Regions from separate parts of the Mus musculus genome. Here all the other regions are linked to region 1. Evidence: chromatin loops called from intact Hi-C (ENCODE). Cell type or tissue: left cerebral cortex. All regions are shown on one strand.

Region 1 (8,000 bases):
CTCCCTCAGGATACTTTTCCTGTCCCTCTTCTGAGTTCAGAACTCTGTCCCTACTCTGTCCTTACAGAAGACTCAGGGCTGAGGACACAGTGCCCAGGCAGACAGCCCAGAAACATGCAGCATTTACTCTTTTCGTGGGAGGCTGCGAGAAGCTTTCAGCTCACCAGCCCGCCTCAGCCTCAGGGTGGGTGGATTGCCCCAGCAAAGCAGTCAAAGTTGCCAATGCAAAAGGGTGCAAAGCCTTGGAGCGCAGTCCTTGTCCTCAGGAGAAAGGGACGCTGTTGGCCATCCACGCCGGTGACGGGTATTGAAAGTTATTTTTTATTTCAGCTGGATGTACACTCACCCATCACAGGACCGTGCTCAGAATAGAGAGGCACCTGTTGGGCCATCCTCCCCACTTCCTGCCTTTTGGGCATCTCTCCAACTGCTGAGCCATCCACTTCTCTGTTATGCCCAAGATATATCAGGATGCTCAGCCCTGACGACAGGGGACAAAATAGAACCCTACTTCCTTCAGAACCATCTAGCTCATTTACAGAGCTGGACTGTCTCAGTGGGATGAGCAACAACCAGGCCTCCCACATTTTTCTCTGTTGGAAGCAGGGTTCGGGGTCCTGAGGCCAAAGGCAAGCCATTGTCGGCTTTATCTGGCTGTGTTGGGTCGGGTTAAGAAGGCCCCCTCGCTGGGCATTAGTCCTGCTTTGAGCAGCACAAGCCTAGACTCATCTCTGCTGTGGTGTGTAACCTGGTTCCGACTCTCCTGACAGATTTGTGCAGAGCCTAATCATGAAGGCCAAGTGACTGCAAGACCTTACTTGAGGATCTTCTTCTTACACGTGTGAGGGGCTCAGACTGAGTTTGGACCCAGGTTTCAGTAACCACGTGACCTTGGGCAAACTATAAGGTCCTCAGAACCTTGTCTGTAGAACGCAAGAAATTGGAATGCTCCTCTCTCAGGGAGAGGGTGAGCATCTTGTCAGAGGATGGTGACTTTTCTTCAGACAGCGAGTCCAGGTCAGTGGGTTGACTGGAGCCTGGGTAGAACTTTGCCCAGGGCGCAATCTTGAAAAGAGATTCTAAAAGCAATCACTGGTCATCCACAGCTAACAACTTAGTTCAAGCCCCTGAGATGTAGCTCATGCTAGGGATATGAGACTTGAGAGGTGCTTCGTGAAATGCATTTTATATCTTACAAACTTGTTTATCTTGTGGTACCGGGGATTGAACCCAGGATCTTGTGCATGACAGACGAATGCTCTACTGCTAAGCCATGTTCCTAGCTATGAAGTATACTTTGAGTTTACATCTAAATTCTGTATTTCACACATAAATCAGGTTTTGGTATATTCTCTCTCTGTCTCTCTGTCTCTTTGTTTTTGGAGATAGCCCTGGCTGTCCCAGAATTCACTATGACCAGAGATTCTCAGAGACCAGGTTGGCCTGGTCTCTGAGAGATCCATCTTCCTCTGCTTTCTGAGATCTGGGATTAAAGGTGTGCACCACCACCTCCTGGTAGGGATTCCCTTAAAATCTGGCCAGACTACTCAGTCATTCCTGATATCTGAAGAGGACTTGTCCCTTGGCCTGGGGCTTACAAATGTGCTGCAGTCCCTACCACCCCCTATCACTCCAGTCCCTGACTTTCTCATATTCCTGTATGCTCTCCCCGAGGTCCTCTGGGGATTGGCAGATAAATTGCAGTGCTGTGCCGTGGGTGCTACGAGAGGGACAGTAAGTCAGCCAGGGCGGTCAGAAAAAGCTCCTCCAGGGAGAAGAGCCACAGCTGCTGCTCTGCAAAACCTGCAGCTACGGCTCAATGCCCTCCTCTTTATGGCTCAAGGAGAGGGACCAAGGACACAAAGTCAGAGATGGCAGGGACATCTGTGCGGAGAGCTGAGGCCAATGGCTTGCTTGTGGCTGTCCAGCCTTCTGCAGGCTGGAACTGGAGCAGCTAGGGCCCTGCCTCCCTGGCTCCGGGTTTCTTAGAGGTTGGAAGGTCTGGGGCCTGGACACGAGGCTTGTGCCCGTTACTCACTGGCAGTGTGACCTCTGATTAGCCATTTCCTCTCCTTGAACCTGTGTCTTCCTGTGCCAACAGGACTTGGGAGTCTGATGGCTTGACAGGACAAGGGCCAAACACTGACAAAGTGGCCTGTGGACACTACAGACATTTGAGGGTCACTATGACAGTTGGAAAAGAGCCACCTTCTCCAGCAGACTTGGTGCCATCTGTTTAACAGAGGCCTTGAAAGGGCCCATCCCCACACTTGCCCGACTGGTCCCTCTTAGGGCACACAGGGCCTTTTTTTTTTTTTTTTTTTTTTTTTTTTTAAGGCTTGGACCTTGGAAAGTGTGTTTGATCCTCTGAGCTTGGCTGTGAGGAGAGGAGAGCTGTAGGTGCAGAGACCAAGGGCCCCCTTCTTTTAGAAGGTGTCAAGGTCAAAGGCCGGACTGGGGGATGTGAGGGAAGCAAGACGCTGTGCACAAGAGGAGTGAAGCCATGCTCCACTCTCCAGTCTGTGTATCTAGATAGGATCTCACCACGTAGCCCTCACTAGCTTTGAACTTGAATCCATCCTCCTGCCTCAGGCTCCTGGGTGTCAGGACTACAGGCGTGATCCATTTCTGTGTGTCAGACTCCCATCAAGTCCCCCTTCAGTAGAGCTTGATGTAAGAGTGGGAGGCTAGGCGCAGTGATGCCCATTTGTAATTCCAGCACTTGGGGGTGGTGGGAGTGGAGGCAGGACGATCAGAAGCTCATGATAATTATGTAAATGAGCTGTAGTCCAACTTGGGCTACAATAGACTCTGTCTCAAAAAGAAAAAAAAAACCAAAACAACAAAACCCGAGATTTAAATGTCACGGCACTCAAGGTCACACCGTGTGCTAGCAACAAGGCACGTTCAAGTCTTAGATGGAGAATGAACAGCGCTTTCTGCAGGGTCACTGGCTTCCCCTCCACGGGGTACCTCAGGACTGCCCATCAGAAGGTCATGCATTCTACAATGTGGCCACAGGATGGCGCTGCTGCTCAATTCAGGAAAACAGCCAGCTCCAGGGCTGTAATTCAGAGCATCGGATACCCTTTAAAAGTGAGTCACTGGCGTTTATGACTGCTGTGTTAACACATATAAATAATCTTAATATGAGCAACAGCATTAGCATTGGTACAGGGCTTCCTGCGTTGTCAGCTCGCCTGCTTAGCTGGTTCCATCTGCCACGCAGTCCAAGCCTGTTAGATGAGGCTCTTTTCAGTGATTGCTCTTTGACGGGGAAAGTGAGGCACAGAGGAGACAGGGTAGCTCAGAGTGGAGGGCACACGGTGCTCAGCCAATGAATCCGCCTGGCAGACTGCTTCTCCACTTCTCCTATGTATGTCTCAGGACACAGGACAAGGTCTGGCCCCACTCCTAGGCCAGTTCATGGTCAAAGGCTTTGGAGGACCTTTGTGGTAGGGGTGGGCAGATACGGGCTCCCTGATAGGTGCTCAGCCTTCCTGAGCTTCAGTGTAGCGTGTGAGTGCTGCCTTGGCTGGCCTGGAAGGCTCTTTGGGTGTGCTGGCCGGGAGAAGCAGACTCTGGGATACAGCTGGTGGAATTGACTGCAAAGAGGGGGTCATTCTCTTCTCCACGTGGCATTTATAGGGCATTGGTGACTCACCAGAATCTGGTCCCCAAGGCTGCTAGTGGTAGAGTGACCAGGAATTAATGAATGAATGATTCATTCATTCATGCAATTAGCATTCTTTAGGGGCCTGCTCCATGGTAAACAGTAGGAATATAATGGTATAAACACAGCCCAGTGCCCTGTAGCTTCCTGGATAAAGGGCAAGTTAGCTGAGTACAGCTTGGTGACAAACTGCTCAAAAGCTGTTCCTTTTTTTTTTTTTTTTTTTTTTTTTTTTGAGACAGGGTTTCTCTGTGTAGAACTGGAACTCACTCAGTAGACCAGGCTGGCCTTGAACTCAGAAATCTGCCTGCCTCTGCCTTCCAAGTGCTGGGATTAAAGACATGCATCACCACTGCCCGGCTCAAAAGCTACTCTAAGTGCCTTGAGCAGGAGGAAGCTGCATGAGGAAGGGCTAGGCGAGTTCACAAGACACTAGGTTAAAAAAAGGTACTTAGGGGCAGCAGAGGGGAAAGCATGTGCCCAGGGAAGAGCAGTCAAAGTGTGACCACCAGACATCCGAGGGCCAGAAAGCCAGTACTGATCGCACCTCCCCTTTGCAGATTGGCTAGCTGAGGCTTGGATGGTGGAAGCTGTCCAAAGTTCTGAAAGTTTGCTCTGGTGGAGTTAGGAAGGAGAAAAGGAGAAATAGATAGATAGATAGATAGATAGATAGATAGATAGATAGATAGATAGATAGATAGATGAATAGAGATTAGATAGATAATAGATAGATGAATTTATAGGTAGATAGGTAGATGATGGATAGATAGATGTCTGGTTTTCAGTAAGTCTCAGGTTTTTATCCATGAGTGTTTTAGCTTGGAGACCCATCTGCTGACAGAGGAGGAGGAGGAGGAGGAGGAGGAGGAGGAGGAGGAGGAGGAGGAGGATGCCAGCTGCAGAGAAAGAACCCTGACCTACGCAGTCCCCATGCTCTAGTGGCCTTGTGCCAGTTCCTTTGCTTCCCTTAGAGGTGTAACCTGTTGAATCCTTTCTGGAAAGATCTGAGGCTGAGAAGATGACATAGGAGGCCTGGGGCTGTAGCCCAGCGGGTAGAGTACTGGCCTAATGCACAAAAAGCCATCCCCACAGCAGGTCAAGCTGAGGGTGATGGCATACTCCTGCAGTCCCCTCACTAGTTCAGGCCATCTCTGACACTGGGTGAGGCTGAGCATATTATTCCACCTCACTGAGCCCTAGCTCCTCATCCATGAGAAGAGGGGCGCAGAGACCCCCCTTAAGGGATGTCCGTGGGGATTATAGCAGCGCAGAGGCTGAGGGTTCCCTTATCTGCATCATCACAGAGACGTGAGGCCCCGGTTATTGTGTGGTTAGGAATAGGGGAAGGTGAAGAGATTGGGAAACAGAAGCCCAAGGACAAACAAAAGACATGGAATTAAGTCCAAATGGTGACTTAATCCAGCAGCTCTGACTGCTGGTGTGTGGGGGTGTGTGCAATGCGAGTTTCTCCTAGGACTGAGATGCTGTAGAGACAGCCTGGGTCTTTGCACTGTCCGGGAGCTCAGCTCCTTCATCCAGCAAACTTTTGGAGAGGAGGTCCTTGCTGGGACCCATGATGGCACCACAAGGCAAATGGCACAGCAGCTCTGGTCCAAAGGAACACCATTTCCAGGCAACAAGCTCATCCCCCAGGTCCTTCCCTTCTGCATCCGCTGGCTCTTGGTATTGATCCACTGGGGTTGGAGCTGACTGGAGCAGCGGGAGGAGGACGCCGCAGTGCTATTAGGGCGAAGGCACGCTGTCATCTGTCAGTGTCTCCCTGGGCACAGCTGGCTGGGGAGACATCCCGCTGTTAACTCCTCTCCTCTCTCAGCTTCCCACTGCACACACAACTTGGAAGCCCTCTGCCACCTTTCTCCAGCGGGAACTTGAGTACCTGATCCTGCTTCTCCCAGCCATGAGCCCTGGTTCCCAAATGCCCCAGTCAGTCTTGCCTCTGTACCTGCAGTCACCAAATTCCATACCAAGTGTGGCCACCAAATCTGTTTCCAGACATCTGTGTATCCATCTGTTGCTCTCACAGTCCACCTTGTTTTCTCTATCCATCCATCTATCCATCCTCCCACCTATCTATCCACCCACCCATCCACCTATCAACTCACTTATCTATCAAGTCACCTATCCATCCATCTTCCTATCCATCCATCCATCCGTCCATCCATCTTCCTATCCATCCATCCATCCATCCATCCATCCATCCATCCATCCATCCATCCATCTTCCTATCCATCCATCCATCCATCCATCCATCCATCCATCCATCCATCCATCCACCTATCTATCCATCAACTCATCTATCTATCTATCTATCTATCTATCTATCTATCTATCTATCTATCCATCTATCCATCCATCCTGCAATTCAGCATTGTTTCATTAGACTCAACACAGTATAGTTCAACTAATTCATTTTGCTTGTCTTGAATTCTTAAGATTCGTGGCTTTGCCATGTGCTGAGCAGGGGCCAGTGGGCAGGGACCTCACCATCCTTCACAGCCATCTCTGACTGTCGCCTCTACTAACTCATTAGCGGAAGCCATTGGATTTAAAGGGCTGGCCTGTGAAAGAGTGCCGGCCACAGGAATTGGCTGAGGTGGGAGAGAGGCCAGCCTGTAGGACAATATGTGGGTCCCAGGCAGGCAAGGGATGTAAGCTGAGGTCAAGCAGAGATGTGTGGGCGTGACTTGAGAGAGGAAGGCCAGCAAATAGGCGAGGAGACCACTGCTGGAGAAGGGTGGTCTCCTGTGGCCTGTGAAGGCTGTTGTCCTGTAAAGATTAAGCTCCAGAGGTGGTGGCCTGCCTGGCTTATTACTACAGAGTCACCATTTTCTTGTTTGTGACCTAAACATACAGCCTAGCTTCTCTGAACCCAACTTTTAAGAATGGGGCGATATTAAGAGTTACCGTGGAACACTGTTATTAGGGCAAACACTCAAAGTGCTTAAATCTGGGCCTGGCACAGGGGACAGTGCAGCTGTTTTGTGCTATAGCGTCTGTCCATCCCTCCCTCCCTCTCTCCTTCCCTCCTTTCTCCTGTCCTCTTCCCGACTCCCCTCTACGTATCTGAAGATAAATTTGAACTTCTGGGTATTGGTATCACAGACATGGGTCACCATGCCCAGTTCATGTGGTTCTGGAGAGCAAGTCCAGGGCCTTATGCATGCTGGACAAGGGTTCTATGCATTGAGCCATGCTCCCAGTGCCCAGTGCCTGATAGGGAACTTTCACTTTCTCCATCCCTCTGAGAATTCCGACTTCCAATGCTGTATGAGGGCTATTGAACCATGGGAAAAGTGGGCTCAGAGAGGTCCTGCTATGCTGATATCACACAGCAAAGTCTCTGAGGTGTCCACCCTCTGGCTATCTGGCCTCCAATTTGGGCTTCCTTTATTTTGTTTTTTTGTTATTGCAAATAGTTTCCTGATGATGAGTTAAAACTTTTTTTTTTTTTTTTTTTTTTTTGGTTTTTCAAGACAGGGTTTCTCTGTGTAGCCCTGGCTATCCTGGAACTCACTCTGTAGACCAGGCTGGCCTCGAACTCAGAAATCCGCCTGCCTCTGCCTCCCAAGTGCTGGGATTAAAGGCGTGTACCACCACGCCCGGCTGAGTTAAAACTTTTAAAATAATGGTTCGATGTAAAAAAAAAGATGGTGATTTTTTTCTGTGTTTCTCTTTTTCCGAGAAAGCTCAACCAAACGTCTGTAATGTGACACTGACAGCGAGCACCACAGAAGTCATGATGCTTCCCGCCTTGCCTTGCTTGTCGGGAAGCTCGTGCCCTTTGTCCCGCTGCGTCTTTTCTCCTTCTGTACGGCTCGTGCCGTCTGCCTTATGATTTAGGTGTCTTCCGCTGTGAAGCTGCTCTTCCCACAGAGGAGTGACATAAGCTCAAGTGGAATCGAAGACGTAATATTACAAGCCACGGTAAACTACTTTAAATGAAACTGCAGGCTGCAGGGACAGGGTGTGGGCATGTTTGCCCCTTGTTCTGCCTCTGGCTTGGTGAGATTTCGTGGAAGTGTCTTGTAGACAGTGACTCTTTTCCATGTAATTATATTATTTACTTACTGGGCATGAATGTGTGTGTGTGGTATATGCATATGGTGTATGTATGTGAGTGTGTGTAGATGGGGGTGTGTGCATGATCACATGCATACATGAAAGCTAGAGGAGGACTGTGCTTGTCCTGTTCTATTGCTCTCTGCCTTATCCCCTGAGACAGGGCCTCTCACCAAGCCTGGAGCTAGACTGACAGCCAGCATGCCTCTTGCCTCAACACTCCTCCCAGTGATCGGGTTTATAGGTG
Region 2 (8,000 bases), 140 kb after region 1:
GTCGTGTCTACTGCGAATTACAAGATGTTTAGAAGATCACAACACTAAGGATCCGTCACACACACAAAAAAATCCCCGATTTAGAAAGCATATTTATACCAAGTCACTGATATCTGACTACATTTGCCCTAAAATAAAAACACAGATTTTTCTCTAATTTTTCTTGGCTGCAGATCTTTTATCCCTCTAACCAAAATCCAAGGAATGCAAACAGCTGCCAGGATCATGTCCCCAAAGCAACCCTCATTCCCTTTGCTTTCTTTCTCTTTCGGCATCAAAGCTTGCCATAAATGTTTAATTACATGGAAGCTGCCTTTTCACTGAAAATGACTGGCGCTATGAAAGGCTTTTCATTTTTTAAGAGAGGCAGAATGCGTGTGTGTAAAACGGTCCCTATTAATTTCCTGATATTGACTCTCTGGCTGAGGAGGAGCACGGAGTGTTCAGCAGAGAGCACCTCTGCAGAATGTTAAAGGCAGCGCTTGGACTGAGAAAGGGTATCAAATGCAGTATGCGTCAAACAGACCATCGCTCAATGAAGTCACTTAGCTATTCAAAACATGTTCAGCCATCACTCAACCGTTTGCACCAAGAACACCGGGAGGGGGCATGTGATGGGAGCTCTTTTCCCAGACCAGTGTTTGGCTTAGTATAGGTTAGACACCCCCCAACCCCCCAGGATCACATCAGTTTTGCCCTCTCCCCCATCTGCTGGCCCCAACTCCCTGCAGCACCATCCCATGTTGAGCTTAACAAACAGTTCTGCAGTGCTCACTTCCCGATGCCACCTCAAAGGGCCTCCAGGCTTGGTTCACATCAGTGGAACACATACAAGCCTCTTTCCATACAGGGGCATATGTGTCTCTCTGTCTGTCTTCCTATAGGTGGCTTTTGCACACAGACAGATATAGCTATGCAAATTCACTCCTTCATATTAAAGTCTGTGGCTAAATGCAGCTTGTATGACCTGCAGAGTTCCCCCCTCTTGTGTTTATTAATGTATCCCAAAAGCACATGCCTTCCTCATGTCCTAGTGTCCTGGCCTTTACATTGTGGGAGCCCCTCAGCCCACAGCACATGCGGCGCACATGCCCCAATGACTCTGCAAGATCAAGACCAACAGCTGACACCCCCACCCCATTTTTTCCCATTCCACCCCTCAACCTCTCCATGCCCTCGCCTCCTGCCTGCACAGTGCTGACTCGACTTGCTTCTGGGTGACAGACATGTCACTCTGCGTGGAAGCAAATCAGCGCTCGGTCTAACCCGCAAGTGACCGCTGTTGATTAGAACTTGGGCTTGTTTCCTGTGAGAGACACATGCATTTTAGACTTCGTAAACGTTAAAAACACACACATACACACAGCCAGCCACCTCGAATGGTACGCGGGGCTCGTAGACATTACGAAATGCTCTTGAACTCGGCTTGAGCTCCTAGAATAATTAGAATCTACCAAATAAGGATTCTTAGAAACAACAGATTTCTTTTTTTAAAGGGAGACTTGCAGATGGTGCTGGGCCTGTAACTTTTGAGGAGCGAGAGAAGAGGAAGAGCATTTTTTTCTGAATCCTTCATTGCAAAAGGCTGAGCAGCACACAGGGAAGCAATTATTTTTCCCTCCTCATAGGTGGCAAAGCCAGACCCAAAGGCAAACCCTAAGGACTCCAAAGCATCCAGAGCACATCTGAACTCTACAGACAATTTCCTGTTTTCACCATACCATAGATCATTCCAATGAGGAGGTTTGGGAGGACGGGGTGGAAGCCAAAGAGTAGAGAGTGTGGGTTCTGCTTATTGATTTTCTTTCCTCTGAAACTAACCCAGTCAACCTTGATCTGCAGCGGCAGCGGCGGAGGGAGTGAAGTGGGAAAATGGTGGAATGTGGAGGGGACTTATTTGGAGGCGGGGGGGGGGGTGTGGAGGGGAGGGGCGGCGTGGGAAGGGGGAGGAGGTTGGAAATCAAATACCTTCGAGGCAGCAGGTTCTCCATAATCCGGAATGGGTCATAACTTCCTCGTTCTTCTTGCTGGTTTCATTCTCACTGACACTTTTGGTCTTGCAAACCCCTCTGGAGTACAGCCAATAGTCGGTTCCCACAGCGATGGTCATCAAGCTGAAGGCAGCGAAAGCACCAACGGTGGTTAAAAGCATTTGAACACCTCGATCAAACAGCCCCATAATTCTTCATTATATAAACACCCAACCGACTTCTGGTTCTCAGGAGCGTGTGTGTGAGGGTGCGATTGGTAATTCCACTACTAATATAATGGATATATGTGTGAATAGAGAATATGGAGAGATATAAAAAAAGGGAGATAAGAAAGCTCACGGAAAAGTGTGTAAATTATAAAGATCACACGGGAAGAGAGGCTTGCCTTTTGAGATCAAAAAACTGTTCCAGTTGCAGCGATTTTTTTAAAAAAAGGGAAAATAAATAAAAAGACACCCCCCCACCCCCCCAAGTGAGATGCCTTAATCTCTTTTCCTAAAATTCTGGTCTCCAGTTTCCATATGTGATCGCTAATTTGGAGATGGCTTCCACAGCGCGCCAGGGTACAGCCGAATTCTCAACACCATCTCTCATGGTCCGGACCTAGACAGTTAGAGACTGGAAGAGCTGGGAAGCAACCTTCGGTCTTCGTTCGCGGCTCTGCGGCCTGCGCCATGAAAATCCGTGGCTTCGCCAGTTCTCTTCCTTGGGGAGGGAGGGGGTCCTCGAGGCGCCTCCGTTTCAGAGGAGACTGCCCAGTCTTCTGCAAGCCCTCGAGCTCAGCTGCACCGGTGAGGGGGTCTCGCCTCCCATGGTTGTGCCCCGGCGGCGGTAACGGCGGCGGCGGCGGCAGCGGCAGCGGCAGCAGGGTTGGCGGGCGCGGTGGCGGCAGGACGAGCAGCCGCGGTTATTGTTGTTGGCGGCGGGGGTAGTGTCGGCGAAGTGGGGGAGGGAGGGGGTTTCTCCCGGAGAATCGAGGCGGGGTTCCCTCCCCCGATCCGCAAAGCTCCTCGGAAGCCAGCGAGCGAGCGAGCGATGGGGCGCGCTAGCCGGCGTCTTGCAGCAGGCAGGCCCGCCCGCCTCCCCCGCTCACGGCCGCGCAGCCCCGGGCCAGGCGCTCCCAGCTACAGCATCGCCGTGGTGCTGAAACGGACAGCTCACCCCGGCCGGGCTCGTCCACTTACTGCATCGCCGTAGTGCTGAAGTGGACAGCTCCCCACGACCGGGCGCTCTCACCTACAGCATCGCCGCGGTGCTGGACTGGACAGCTCTCGGAGCAGGAGCGCCCACCTACTGCGTCGCCGTGGTGCTGAACTGGACAACTCCCCCACTCTGTGCGCTCCCTGCGCTCTGTAGCCGGCCAGGAGTGGGGCCCTGGCCACGGGGCCTCTGTCGTCCGCGGACGGGCCAGGCCAGGGCCAAGCGCAGGGCTGCCTGGCCTCCCGGACTCCTGTTCCACAGTTCCGGAATGAGCGCTGGCCGGGGCCTCCTGGAGCTGGGAGGAAGGCGTAGCTGGCGATCTCTCTCTCTCTCTCTCTCTCTCTCTCTCTCTCTCTCTCTCTCTCTCCTCTTCCCTCCCCCCTTGGTGTTTCTTCCAGTTCAGCCTCCTTCTCATTCCATCTCTACGTGCCCAGAGCTTCAAATACAGTCCTCCCATCACAGTCAGATTCCCACAAAACTTCAATCAGCTGCTTCTCCTGGAAGAGATCCTGGATGGGTAATTACAAACATAGTTTCTATGTGTTGTTCTTCCTCCCCTATTCATGGGTTCCACACTTTCTGGGGAGGGGAGGTTGTTTTATTTTACTGTCTGGATAGACGCATCTCCTGCCTTATTTCCTCTTGATCTTTCTTTCTGGCTAACAGGGGTTGTGTATAGCTTTCTCTGTGACTCTCTGTAGTTTTTCTGTGAAATTCTACATCTTGCTTCTACAAGTAGACATTTTGGGAAGATGATTCTTGTGAAAGGATGAGAAAAGGGTGGCTGGTAACTGGGGTTCGGGACATGATACTCATCTCAAAGGTAAAAATGTTTTCAGGAAAAGTGAGTTGTGGATCTTTCCAAGTTTCCCTTGTCATTCATAAATGAGATTGATTTTTTTTTTAAACCTCTCTACTATGAGCAGGGAAAGGCAGGAGCCCTCTCTTGCTCAGCAGAACGGCGAGCCTGGGTTGTTTCCTGTGTCACCTCTCCAGACTGTGTGTGCAACTTTCCCTTAATGTGACCCTGGAAATCGAAGCACGTAGATGATGCTCACTGCTGTGGATGCCATGTTATCTCAGATCAGTTTTGTGACTAAGTAAAAGGAGACCATAGGAGACTCTAGGTTACATTTTTTTCCTTTGGGGGAGGGGCTAGAGAAAGCTGTGAATCCATTGGGTCAGTTGAAGGGTGTAGAGTGAGGATTTGATTTCATAATTTAGTAATGCCACCCCTCATTGTGCCTTGAGATGACCTGCATGATAGTTTCTCAGTGATCCAGAGATTACGGGTGCACGCAGAAGATGGCTGAGGTAGAAATAGTTCCTTGGGTGTAAATTCCAGAGCCTAACCTCTTCCTTTCATCTGCGCAGTCACAGGTAGAAACTACCTGTTTCTCTACCCTGCATAAAACTTCCTTTTCTCCCAATCTCCTCTCCCTCCTCAGACTGGAAGGACCCTCCTAAGGATTGAGAGCTGTCTTTCTAGTTCCAGCATCTAGAGAAGGGCACCCAGACGTCTGCAGTCTGTGCTAAGGGATTTTAGTGGAGGCTGGAGCTGGCTTGCATGGAAGAGGTTCTTGGGCCTTGGATTCCTTCGTGGGAGGAAAGCAGCAGGGGAGGAGAGGGGTGGGGGTGGATGGTCTGCTCATCCCTGGTGCACTTTAGTAGTGGCTTCCGTGGGTGTTTCTGTTGGACTGCTATCCTTAAAGGAAGATGTGAGGGGCAGATACCAAAGCTTCTGAGATTTCCCAGGTCTTTTGAGCAGGGCAGGTTGGAGAGACACTTGGGTGTCTCATATGTGTCTAAGAGGTGATGCCTGTCACCTTGGCTGCTTTTGACCTTCCCATGCATAGTGGAGCAAAACACTTTTTCTCATCCCTTCCCTCTTCACATCAACCCCTGGGCCTTCTGCTCAGAAAGCACCCACCCATTCCAGAACCTCAGAAGCCTCCGTTTGTCCTCAGACTCTGCTAACCTCGGAACTGCTGACAGCGGCTGTAGCATTCACAGACTTTGATTCATCTTCTGGCCACGTCGTCACCGGGAAAACAACAGGGGTGGGGGTGGGGAGGGGAATCTGTCTCTATAGCCAGCATAGAGACAGCAGAGACTACTGCAGAGAGAATAAGCCCGGGGACACAGCTTCACTTGGTACTTGGACAATTGCCATACTCTATCCAAGTTGGCTTCCTGAAGACTCAGTTTCAGTGTCTGAAAAATGGGTCCCTGAGCACTTGTCCACTCCTTGTAGAGCTTCCCAGCTACCCCTGATCTTCACTGTTTGCCATATTGCTATGAATTCACCGCATTGATCACACTTAATTGTGCTATAGCCCCCTCATTGCCTCATAACCCCTTGATAGCAAGATCTGAGCCACGCTCAATGTTATGATGTTAGGACCCAAGGACGTTCTAGATTGTAGCAGACTCTTGGTGAATAATGCCTGAGCACTTTGTGGGCTTCCTGTGGCAGAAGAAGGGCAAGGAGCCTGGCATGCAGCAAGATGGTTGACTCCCATTCTTTATCCCATTTAACACCCGGAATGCTCTCTGGCTTCATCTTTGGGACACTTCCTGTCTCACAGTCCTCACTCTTTCCAAGTGACTTATATGTCACAGGGTCCTTCTGTAGGCAAAAAGGCCACGCGGGAGAGCTGGCCCTGCACAGGGTCTATTTGCAGGCACCTGTGCTTAGTGGCTGCTGAATAGATGTCTAGGGAGCGGCTTTGTGTGACTACAGTTTGTTACTTGGGAAGGGCTTAGAGGAAATTAGCTGAAATGCCACAGGCCTATTTTGAGCCGCCTCTTTGATGGAGTGGAAATAACATGGGATTTGGGCACAGCAGACCTGGCCTTGAAGCACAGGGCTGCCATTTCCTCGCCGTTTGACCTTGGACAGTTACTTAACCCCTGTGGAAACTTGTCCTTTCATTTGTCAAGAACCAGGGGCTCAAGCCCAGGCTGTGGTCACCCATGTTGTGCGTTAATAGCTATGGTACCAGTTGACATTTATTGGATGCTGACCCGTGCTGAATCCCACAACCCTCCTCTAAAGGGGTCTCATTTTACTCCCATTTACAGGTGAAGAAACAGAGCTACCTATGAGACGCAAGTATCTGGCATCATTTTTCACACTTAGGGAGTGACAGACCCTGGAGTCTAATCCATCACCTGAGCTGAACCCAACCTCCGAGCGTTCTGAGGAAGGGCCTTGCCTTGAGACTATCAGCTCCTCAGCTGGTTTACAGAGAAGCTCCTGGGTGAGGGTGTGGGCATACTGACACCACACTTAGGTCAAGGAATCCTCAGTAATGTGCTAAGAACTTTTCCTTTAGGTGGGCGAGAGCCCAGAGAGGTCACATCCCAAGGTCACAGGCCAAGTTAGTGGGTCAGCAGAGATTTGAAAACACTGCTGTCACTCATAAGTACAAAGATTCATTCAGTTCTTTTTAAATCCAAACTCAAGCATCTATTGCATGTTGGGTACAGGGCTAACTCCTGATGAGAGGGACAGTCTCAGCAAAAGCCTGTGATTCCAGCACTTGGGAGGCAGAGGCAGGAGGATCACTGTGAATTTAGATTCCAGCTAGAGTTAGTGAACACACACACACACACACACACACACACACACACACACACACACACACAAGAGAGAGAAAGGGAAAGAGAAAGAGAGAGACAGAGACAGAGAGAGAGAGAGAGAAGGGGGCATATTTTCTGTGGGAGCAGAAGTAGCTAGGCCAAGAGAGGGGTGGGGGAAATCTGAGAATAGAGAGAATATTCCAAGCTGGGAAAATGGTCTGTGAAAGGTTGAGATGTGTGAGACGAGATGACAAACCCTGCTTCCTGGGTTAGCAGGAAGCAGAACAACACAGTATGGCGGAAGCTAACACAATGGTGGGAAGTGTCCAGCAGCCTTGGAGAAGATGCTGGGGCAGAAGAAACACCCTGAAGGGAAAGAGTCAACCAATTCTGGGGCAGGCGACAGCCAGGGTGATGTGGCTGGTTCCCAAGCCAGTGATGGAGTCACTTGGGGCAGCACAGGGGAAGTCAGGATGGGAAGTGGGGGTCAGGAGGATGTGGGGAGAGCTGGGTAAGCACAGTTACCCATGCTGAGGTGGCTGTGTGTGAGGAAGGAGTAGGTATGCATGCCGGTGTGAGGAGTGGCAAGCTGAGGCCTCTGGCTCTGTCACGGTGCTGGTTGCCATGTTCTGAGACCTCTCTGCTCCACACCCTCTTTCTCTCTCTTCTCTGCATGTTAATTAATTAATTAGGGATGCAAATCATTCATTTGATTCCATTCTATTCCCAGCAGAATGCAAATCTCAGGAAGGCAGCGATTTTATCCACCATGTTCACGCTGTATTTCCAACCTACGGCGCACAGCCTAGCACATAGTAGGTACACAATGAAAAGGAATTCCTTTGCCAATTGGCTCAGACAATATGCTGAGGGGATAGAGACACTGATGAGATTAAATACTCAAAGCTTGACAAGTGGCAGAGTCAGCACAGACTCACGTGACACTCCATTTTGTATTTGGTATTTCAGCCTGATATCCAGGTTGCCTGGCACATACTAGGTCTGCAATATGGGTTTGCTGAGTGGAAAAAGAAAAAGGAAAAGACACGCATGCTCAGGGTAGTCAGCATATAGACCCATCCTAGAGGGGCTCAGAAGACCCCCCAAAGGCCAGAAGGAAAGGTCACAAGTAATCAAGAGAGGGAGAGAATTCCAAGCAAGGCAACATGGCCAACCACAGCAGAAGACAAACCAATAGGTGAGTGAGAGGCTCTTGGCTACAGG
Region 3 (8,000 bases), 360 kb after region 1:
ATGTTCTCCCAACCCACCCAAGATGACCTCCTGTAGCTTACCTTTACTACTGTCATGGTCCCCTGATGTCTCTGACACCTCTTTCTGCTCTATTTGCTTCCCTTTTCTCTCCTGTCTACTGTAGAGTGTGAGATCTGTAAATGAAGCCCTGGCTTCCTATCTACATGCAGTCATTTGGGGGGGGGGGCTCATGGGCAGAGACTCTCTGGGGAGAATGGCCAACTTTAGCACAGACATCCCTGCCTAGCACACAAGCATCTCTCTATGCTTTTATTTGAGTAATCCATTTCTCTGACTCCAAATGCCACAAACTGGTTTCCACTCTTGCTCCAGGGATTGTCCTGCTTCTGCTGTCTCCACATCTCACTTTATTAGCTGGGAAGAGATGACAGCTTGACTAAATGACTGTGGAGGCTGGTTTTAAAAGTCTCCTACCTCCTTTTCTTCTCCTTATTTAACACTACTAAGTTTATCCCCCAATGAAATACACGTCTGACCAACTTGGAAACCACCACCAGCATCCAATCTACTTAGTATGACCAGGATGGAACTATCTTGCTAGTTCATCATCCTAACCAATCAATCCCTGCACCAAAACACGCCCCTCACTTTATTACCCTCAATCCCTGCCTGCTTGCTACTAACAAACACATGAAACCTACTTTCCTTGCCAGCAGACCCATGACTGTTTTGCTTACAGCAGGAAAGCCAGTACTGAGGGACAAGTCATTAGGGCCACGGATAGGACAGACTGACAAGCATACAAACTAAAGAAGATGCCAGCGAGGGAGTTGCCCAAGAGCACCCTGCACTGACGTCACAAGTGTAGGAATTCAGTGGGGACTTGGAGAGAGGGTCCTTTTGGTCTCAGGGCTTTGAGGCAGTTACCAAGTGATCCTAAGGTTCAGAGTGATCTGGGACACAGTGCTACGGTTATATGAAGGTCACTGGCTGTCCTAGGTGCTGGACATCTACAGAGAAATTACTAGTCTGCAAGCTTTGTGAGCTTGTCTCTTCAGTTTCTTTTCTAAGGAATAGTAACCTTGATACAGGCGAAGATACAGAAGAGGGGAGGAGAGCAGACAAACTTCCCCTAGAGAATGACCTTGACCTGGTTATCTGACCTTGATCAGAGGTGGTGTGCACATGAAAGCTCACCCAGAAGACCAAGAATAACACACTGCTCAACAGCATGGCTGCCAAAATTAGTGATGTTTAAAGTCAACTAGAAGTCTCTGAAGCTAAGGACGTCTTAGGCTCCACCTGGATGCAGTCAGATTTCTTGTGATGTGCTGTAAGCAAGCTCTTTAACTAGATAGGTGCTAGACTGTACATGCGCCAGTCTATGCTTCCAGTTACAGGCCTGGTGGCAGCTTCAGGGACTTTGTACTTGCTGCAGTCAGCCTGCTGCAGAAATTGCCTGCTTTCCCTGCAAGTCCTCGGAGATTCTGGTCAAACTGTGCATGCAGTGAGTCTATCCGTACTCCCCACAGACCCTTCCAGATTCCTCAGCCTTGTCTGTTGTATTCAACAATTTCCAATGACAACATACTACTTTGTGATCCAGTGTGTGCCTGTTCCTTCCATCAGGATGCTCACTGCATGTGTGTGTGTGTGTGTGTGTGTGTGTGTGTGTGTGTGTCTGTGTTGTGTGTATAAGTGTATATCTTTTTTATATGTATATGTGTTTGTATATGTGTGTATAGGTGAGTGTCTCTGTCTATACATGTGTATATCTCTTTATATATGTGTGTGTGTATGTCTGTGTGCATGTGTGTGTGTCTGTTTCTGTGACTCTCTGTGTGCTTGTATATATGCTGTGTGTGTCTCTGTGCTCATGTGAGTCTCAGTCTCTGTATTTCTGCATGTTTCTTTGTATGTATATGCATGAGTGTTTGTGTGTGTGTGTGTGTTGCTCATTGCCAGACACTGCCCTTGGATAAAAGCAGGGACATAGTAGAAACTAATGAATGCTCCCTAACAGAAAACAGCCAGTGTCCTGTGAGCTCAGTGAGGAACTCATGTGGTCAGAGTGCCCGTCATCCCACCGCTGTGTGCCCAGAAGATGTGTCATCCCCTATACACGATTTTCCATCACAAACGAAGACTACTACTCCTTCCGGCCAGATAGTGATCTGGGCATCCAGCTCATGGTGCCACTTGCCCAGAATGGTGAGGAGCGGAGGTCCTGCCTAGGCAGTGGGTGCAAGAGTGGGCAGGATACTGGGATGGGCTAGAGTGAGGTTCTCCCAGAATTAGGGACCATGTCTTGGGGTTGGAAGAGATGTGATGTGGGGACTCTGCCCAAGGATGATCCTGTTCCAGCTGCTTCTGCCACCTATCAAGCCACAAAGCTTCCTCCACAGGAAGAGCTGTGCCTGTGCCTCCTATAGGACTTTCCAGGTGACAGAACTCTGCTCTCTCTTGCTTTCGCCCATGGCTGCAACACCTTGCCCTATTGCAGAGGTCCTCTGATTTTTGTGGAGCAGAGATGACCACAATAGGTCACATTGTCAGGCTCTTTCCATGCTTCTGACCCAGAGCCAGGGTCTGCGCCACCCTCTCTGGACCACCGAGTGTGCAGGCAGCAGGCCCACAAGGCCCATTGTCACAGCATGACCTTAAGTGGGGCCAAAAATCATCTGTGTGGTTCTCTTGGGGACTGTAGCCGACATGTCACCCACACTGCAGAATAATGGGAAAACCATGGCTTGTATTGTTCTTCTAAGCCCCAGCTTAGATGTCAGACTCTCAGGGGAACACTGTGAGTCCTCTTTGCCCGCCAACAATGTTAGATTGAATGCTCTCATCACATCATTGCTGCTGGTGTCTGAAAGAGTCCCTGCCCCTGGGGCTCAGAGGTGCAGACTGAAGGGTTAGGCATCAGCTGCCACATCCAGGGATGGAAAGCAAAGGGCTCTGGCAATCAGGAAGGGCTTCCCAGAAGGAAGGAAGGAGCTCTGCAGCCAAGTCCTTGCTCTGGGAGGATCACAGAGCCAGAAGCAATTCTTAGCCAGGAAACCACGTGTGCAAAGGGGGCTTGCAGGGGGAGATCTGAGGGAGTGGGGCATGCTGGGTACACCAGGCATGTGCACTGTGTTCCAGGAAGCATCGAGTTCCAAAGGCTAGACAATGGCAGGGAAATCATGGGATACAGACAGCTGCATCTCTAGCCTTGAACTAGGGAAGGGGGGACAGGGAAAAGAAACCCTTAGCCTGATGTGACAAGACAGACATGGGGTTACAATGAGCTGCAGTGGGACAAGAAGAAGGATAAAGGCTTCTGTCTGGGAACTGGAGTCCAAGAAAGTCATCAGGGCGGTCCTACACTTATGCAGGGCAAGGACAGTCAGTGATAGGCACTTGAACTGTGAGGAGGCTGTGTGGCAGGAGAAGAGGCTCCCTGGCTCACAGCACCGTCTGCTGGTCAGAAAGCATCAGTGCACAGCAGGGCAGGAGGAGGCCCCACTGAGGAGAATGTAGGGCAGAATTACTGTCAAATCTGCAGTTTGCAGGTTTCAGGCCTGAAGCTGAATGGTGTGAGCCAAAGTGGCACCCAGATCACCAGGCCACCCGCAGCTCCCTCGGTGTGCAACCCGATTAACCCTCTGCTTCCCTCTCTATAGTGCAGCCACCACTTCCCAAGAACGTCAGCATCAGCTCCTCTGAGGATCGTTTCCTGCTGGAGTGGAGTGTGTCCCTTGGGGATGCCCAGGTCTCCTGGCTTTCATCAAAGGACATAGAGTTTGAGGTGGCTTATAAGCGGCTTCAGGACTCCTGGGAGGTAGGACCCTGAGCCGTCTGTGTCCACCCTTGGGTGATGGCATGTCAGGTTCCTCCTTCAGCTCCCATATCTCCACAGGATGCCTACAGTCTCCACACTAGCAAATTTCAGGTGAATTTCGAGCCAAAGCTATTCCTACCCAACAGCATCTATGCTGCCCGTGTGCGCACTCGGCTGTCCCCGGGTTCAAGCTTGTCTGGGAGACCCAGCAGATGGAGCCCAGAGGTTCACTGGGACTCCCAGCCAGGTAATGGAGCTGGGAGGACATGCCCCTTTTAGGAGACTAGAAGTGGGGACAGTCTAGGTCCGAGTAAGGCTCCAGGATCTGCCCTACCTCGACATTGGAGCCTCCCACCAGCCCTGTGTCCCCCGTAGTCTCTCTGGGCCACTCTGTGTCACACACTCTTGGCTCTCTGGCAGCAAACATGTTCTGTTAATGACCTCAATAGCAGCAGCAGAGGCCCATGTGTTTACAAGCGCTGGGCTGTGTGTAGGGTCACCTGAGTCCCTGAGTTCATTCAAACACTCAATATTTAGAGCTGGCTCCTCCCTCACGATGGCGCAGACGTACTGGATTCTTCCCTAGCTGGGGACACACAGCAGGCAGGCTCAGAGCACAGTGGGCTGATGGTCACAGCCAGGTCTGCTGCCCTCAAGGATCTCCTCTGTGTGATTAACCTCGTGCCCCAACCATTGAGGGAGGGTGGACTGACTGAATGAGGGTATGTTGCCACAGGGGACAAGGCCCAGCCACAGAACCTTCAATGCTTCTTTGATGGGATCCAGTCCCTCCACTGCTCCTGGGAGGTGTGGACCCAGACGACTGGCTCTGTTTCCTTTGGGCTCTTCTATCGCCCCAGCCCTGTAGCTCCGTGAGTGTCCCCTGTCCATCTTGCCTTGTTTCTTCTTATCCCCAGGACCATACCTCTTTGAGGTCTTAGATGGATCTGACATTCCCCCAACCCTGCTCTCAGCTCAACTTATTTCCCTAGGGAGGAGAAATGCTCTCCGGTGGTGAAGGAGCCGCCGGGGGCCAGTGTCTACACCCGCTACCATTGCAGTCTACCTGTGCCTGAGCCCAGTGCACACAGCCAGTACACAGTCTCTGTTAAGCACCTGGAACAAGGGAAGTTCATCATGAGCTATAACCACAGTGAGTGTGCCTGCCTCTGTCTGAGTTCCCAGTACTATAGGGGTCCATTGAGTTATGCCAATAAATACAAGAGCCTCTTAGGCATCTTTGCTTTTGCCACTTTCAAAGAATTGCAGATTTTTCACTCAAAGTGATAAAAATAACTATTTTTGGATTAGGTGTATGTCCCAATGGGTGAAAGCCATTGATGAACTGGCTTGAGGACGTGAGTTCAAATTCCAGCACCCACATAAAAAAAAATTGAGCGTGATCATATCCAACTGTCAAGAGACAGGGGGATAGTTGGGGCTTTCTCGATACTCACCAGATCTGGGTTCAGTGCAAGATCCTGTCTTAAGAACACAGAAAGAAGACAAAAGCCATCCTTCTCTGGCTTCTGCATGCCTGTGTTTAGACCCTGTCTTAGGGTTTTACTGCTGTGAACAGACATCATGACCAAGGCAAATCTTATAAAAACAACATTTAATTGGGGATGGCTTATAGATTCAGAGCTTCAGTCCATTATCATCAAGGTGGGAGCATGGCAGCATCCAGGCTGGCATGGTTCAGGCAAAACCTAGAGTTCCACAGATTCATCTAAAGGCTGCTAGCAGAACACTGAGTTCCAGGCGGCTAGGATGAGGTTCTTAAAGCCCACACCTAGAGTGACACACCTACCCCAGCAAGGCCACACCTAATAGTGCTTCTCCCTAGTGCAAGCATATACAAACCATCACAGTCTCCCATACCCCCATGGAGGCATATGCAACAGAGTGAGAGATAGAGACAGAGAGATGGAAAGAGACATTGAAAGAAAGTTTATTCTAATATGTTTCTACTGTCTTCAAGGACAGGGAAGCTACAGGCAAGCCCTCCTGCAGACTATACTGTCTGCCCTCAAGAGTCTCACCTGGGACCTGCTCTCCTTCCCCTCTGCTTCCACCCAGGTTCATGCCTGCCCCTTCCCTGGACCACTGTCCTTCTATACCTGTCTTTTGCCTCTGAGATTTCCGGCTCCTCCTCCAGCTAATGTTCACATTTCTCCCATTTGGCTCTCTGTTTTACTTTCCTGCCTGGAAGGAGTAGATGCCCACAGATGTCGTCCTTACAGACCTATGTCCCACCTTCCTGTCACAGGGCAAGGACTCTGACACAAGGGAGACTTTCCAGCCAACCAGTAATGTTTGTCCTCTTTGGTAGCCAATCTTTTTGTCACCTGAATTCATATCCAGCATTTTCTTCCTGGGAGCCTTGCTCCAGGAAAAGGAGGTCCTCTGATTCAAGGGACTCCTCCATGTTTTAGAGCCATCTGAATTATTTTTGTGAAAGCCCTCTAATGTCACAAGCTATGACTCTTTTGGGTTTTTTGTTTTGTTTTGTTTTTTTTATTTTGTTTTTTTTTTATTAGATATTTATTTCATTTGACTCTTTTGTTTTGATGGAGAGATAGAAGGTGATTGAGTGCCTTACTTTAAAGTGCCCACCTCTCTGAGAAGGCACAATAAGGCGACATGAGGAAGCCTGAATTTGTGCCCAAGTCTCATTTTGTTGTCTACTCTTTCAGTGGACGGGGCTGTCACCAAAGATCCCAGCTTTCTGTTTGTCCACAGTGAGATGGTGAGATGGTGATTCGGGTGTGTTTATACAGCCATGTAGGGGACACTTTTAGAACAGCAAGGACTTGCCAGCCCGTGCTGATGTCAGGCAACTCCCAGAGTCACTGAAGCAGCAGAGGGGAGCAGCTAACACAGAAAAATAGAGACAGGGCTCTCCACTGCCCAGTTTTATCTTCTCCAGACTCAGTTTTCCCTGTGTAAAATGGAAATGAAGGGACCTCACAGGGGGAAGGGGAGGATGGAGTGCGGGAGTTCCCACAAACTGAGTGTGTTGCCCAGGGCTGGAATAGTCAATGGACCAGGGTAGAAAGCCATGGGCTCTTTCTGTTTTTATTTTTTATTTTTGTATTTAAACACTAGCAGGGAATCACCAACAAGCTTGGTCCACTGTGGCTTACTTCAGGTGCTCCCCTCCCTCATGGCCCAACATGGGGTAACACTGTGATGCAGTAATGATGGGCATTTGCCTTGGTTACTTTTTTACCATCATTACCGAGGTAACTCATAGAAGAGTGTTTACTTTGGGATTAGGGTTCCAGTGGGTGAGAGTTCATGGTGCAGAGCAGTCACAGCAGGGAACAGGGGCAGGAAGCTGGAGAAAGGGCTGAGAGTTCATGTCTTTTGTTACTTGCTTGCTTGATTGATTGCTTGGTTGTTGATTGGTTGGTTGGTTGGTTGGTTGGCTAGTTGATTTTTCAAGACAGTTTCTCTCTGTAGGTCTGGAATTCACCTAGCAGACCAGGCTGACCTGACACCCGTGTACATAGTCCTGACTGTCTCCTAAGTGCTAGAACTAAAGTCATGAGCCATAATGCTCACATCTTGAACCACAACCCAAAAACAAAGTACAAATAAAAGCCCCAGCCCCATGACCCACTGGCACATTTCCTCCAATAAGACCACACCTCCGCAACCTTCCCAAACAGTCCCAACTGGGGACCAGACCAAGGACTCAAACACATAAGCCTATGGGACCATTCTCATTCAAACAACCACAGAGTTCAAAACAGTCAGAATGGCTGGGGTTAGGGATATTGGACCAGCTTGGAGAATTCATTAGACAAGCTTGGATAATGGGGAACATCCTGCTGGGGGAAGGGCATGATGGCATTCCCTGAAATGATCCTCCCTCTAGTCCAGATGGAGCCTCCAACCCTCAACCTGACCAAGAACAGAGACAGCTACAGCCTGCATTGGGAAACTCAGAAGATGGCTTACTCATTCATTGAGCACACATTCCAGGTCCAGTACAAGAAGAAATCGGACAGCTGGGAGGTGAGTTCCAGGACCCAGGGGATGTTACAGACAGGGAGTAGAGGAAAGAAAGGACATTCTAGGGAGCCCTACTTGCAAAGGGGATGACCCCTGTACCTTGGCACCCACATGGTCAACAGGAGACAGTCCAATTTCTTGATGAGCGATTCAGGCTCAGAGAGGTGACATGGCATGGTCACATGACCAGTGCTGC

The links. Peaks named below come from ENCODE experiments on the same cell type or tissue, not always from the same donor. Only the 100,000 strongest peaks of a DNase experiment are listed, where the experiment ranks them.
Region 2: a loop joins it to region 1, with 6 times the contacts of the local background. A loop is called at or near these places in 6 of 42 quality-filtered maps.
Region 3: a loop joins it to region 1, with 2.7 times the contacts of the local background. A loop is called at or near these places in 4 of 42 quality-filtered maps.

The regions. Positions count from the first base shown.
Region 1 is chr15:77,979,345-77,987,344 of GRCm38, forward strand. No RefSeq gene overlaps it. Among named protein-coding and RNA genes, the nearest start is that of Eif3d, 13 kb to the left of the region's middle. In left cerebral cortex, a CTCF peak has its summit at 3,017 (motif pointing right); DNase peaks (open chromatin) are centred at 220, 390, 1,636, 1,705 and 3 more places; H3K27ac peaks cover 2,062 bases.
Region 2 is chr15:78,116,713-78,124,712 of GRCm38, forward strand. It overlaps Cacng2 (calcium channel, voltage-dependent, gamma subunit 2), which reads right to left and starts at 2,568. Exons shown (of 4, transcript NM_007583.2): 1 at 1,969-2,568. The coding sequence starts at 2,179. It overlaps A730060N03Rik (a long non-coding RNA gene), which reads left to right and starts at 2,083. Exons shown (of 2, transcript XR_875456.2): 1 at 2,083-3,708. In left cerebral cortex, a CTCF peak has its summit at 892; DNase peaks (open chromatin) are centred at 475, 900, 1,004, 1,291 and 5 more places; H3K4me3 peaks cover 5,468 bases; H3K27ac peaks cover 5,515 bases.
Region 3 is chr15:78,336,818-78,344,817 of GRCm38, forward strand. Csf2rb (colony stimulating factor 2 receptor, beta, low-affinity (granulocyte-macrophage)) reads left to right here. Exons shown (of 14, transcript NM_007780.4): 4 at 1,985-2,172; 5 at 3,627-3,784; 6 at 3,863-4,031; 7 at 4,521-4,656; 8 at 4,777-4,937; 9 at 7,668-7,807. Among named protein-coding and RNA genes, the nearest start is that of Mir7676-2, 7.8 kb to the right of the region's middle. In left cerebral cortex, a CTCF peak has its summit at 3,435 (motif pointing left); DNase peaks (open chromatin) are centred at 1,350 and 3,423.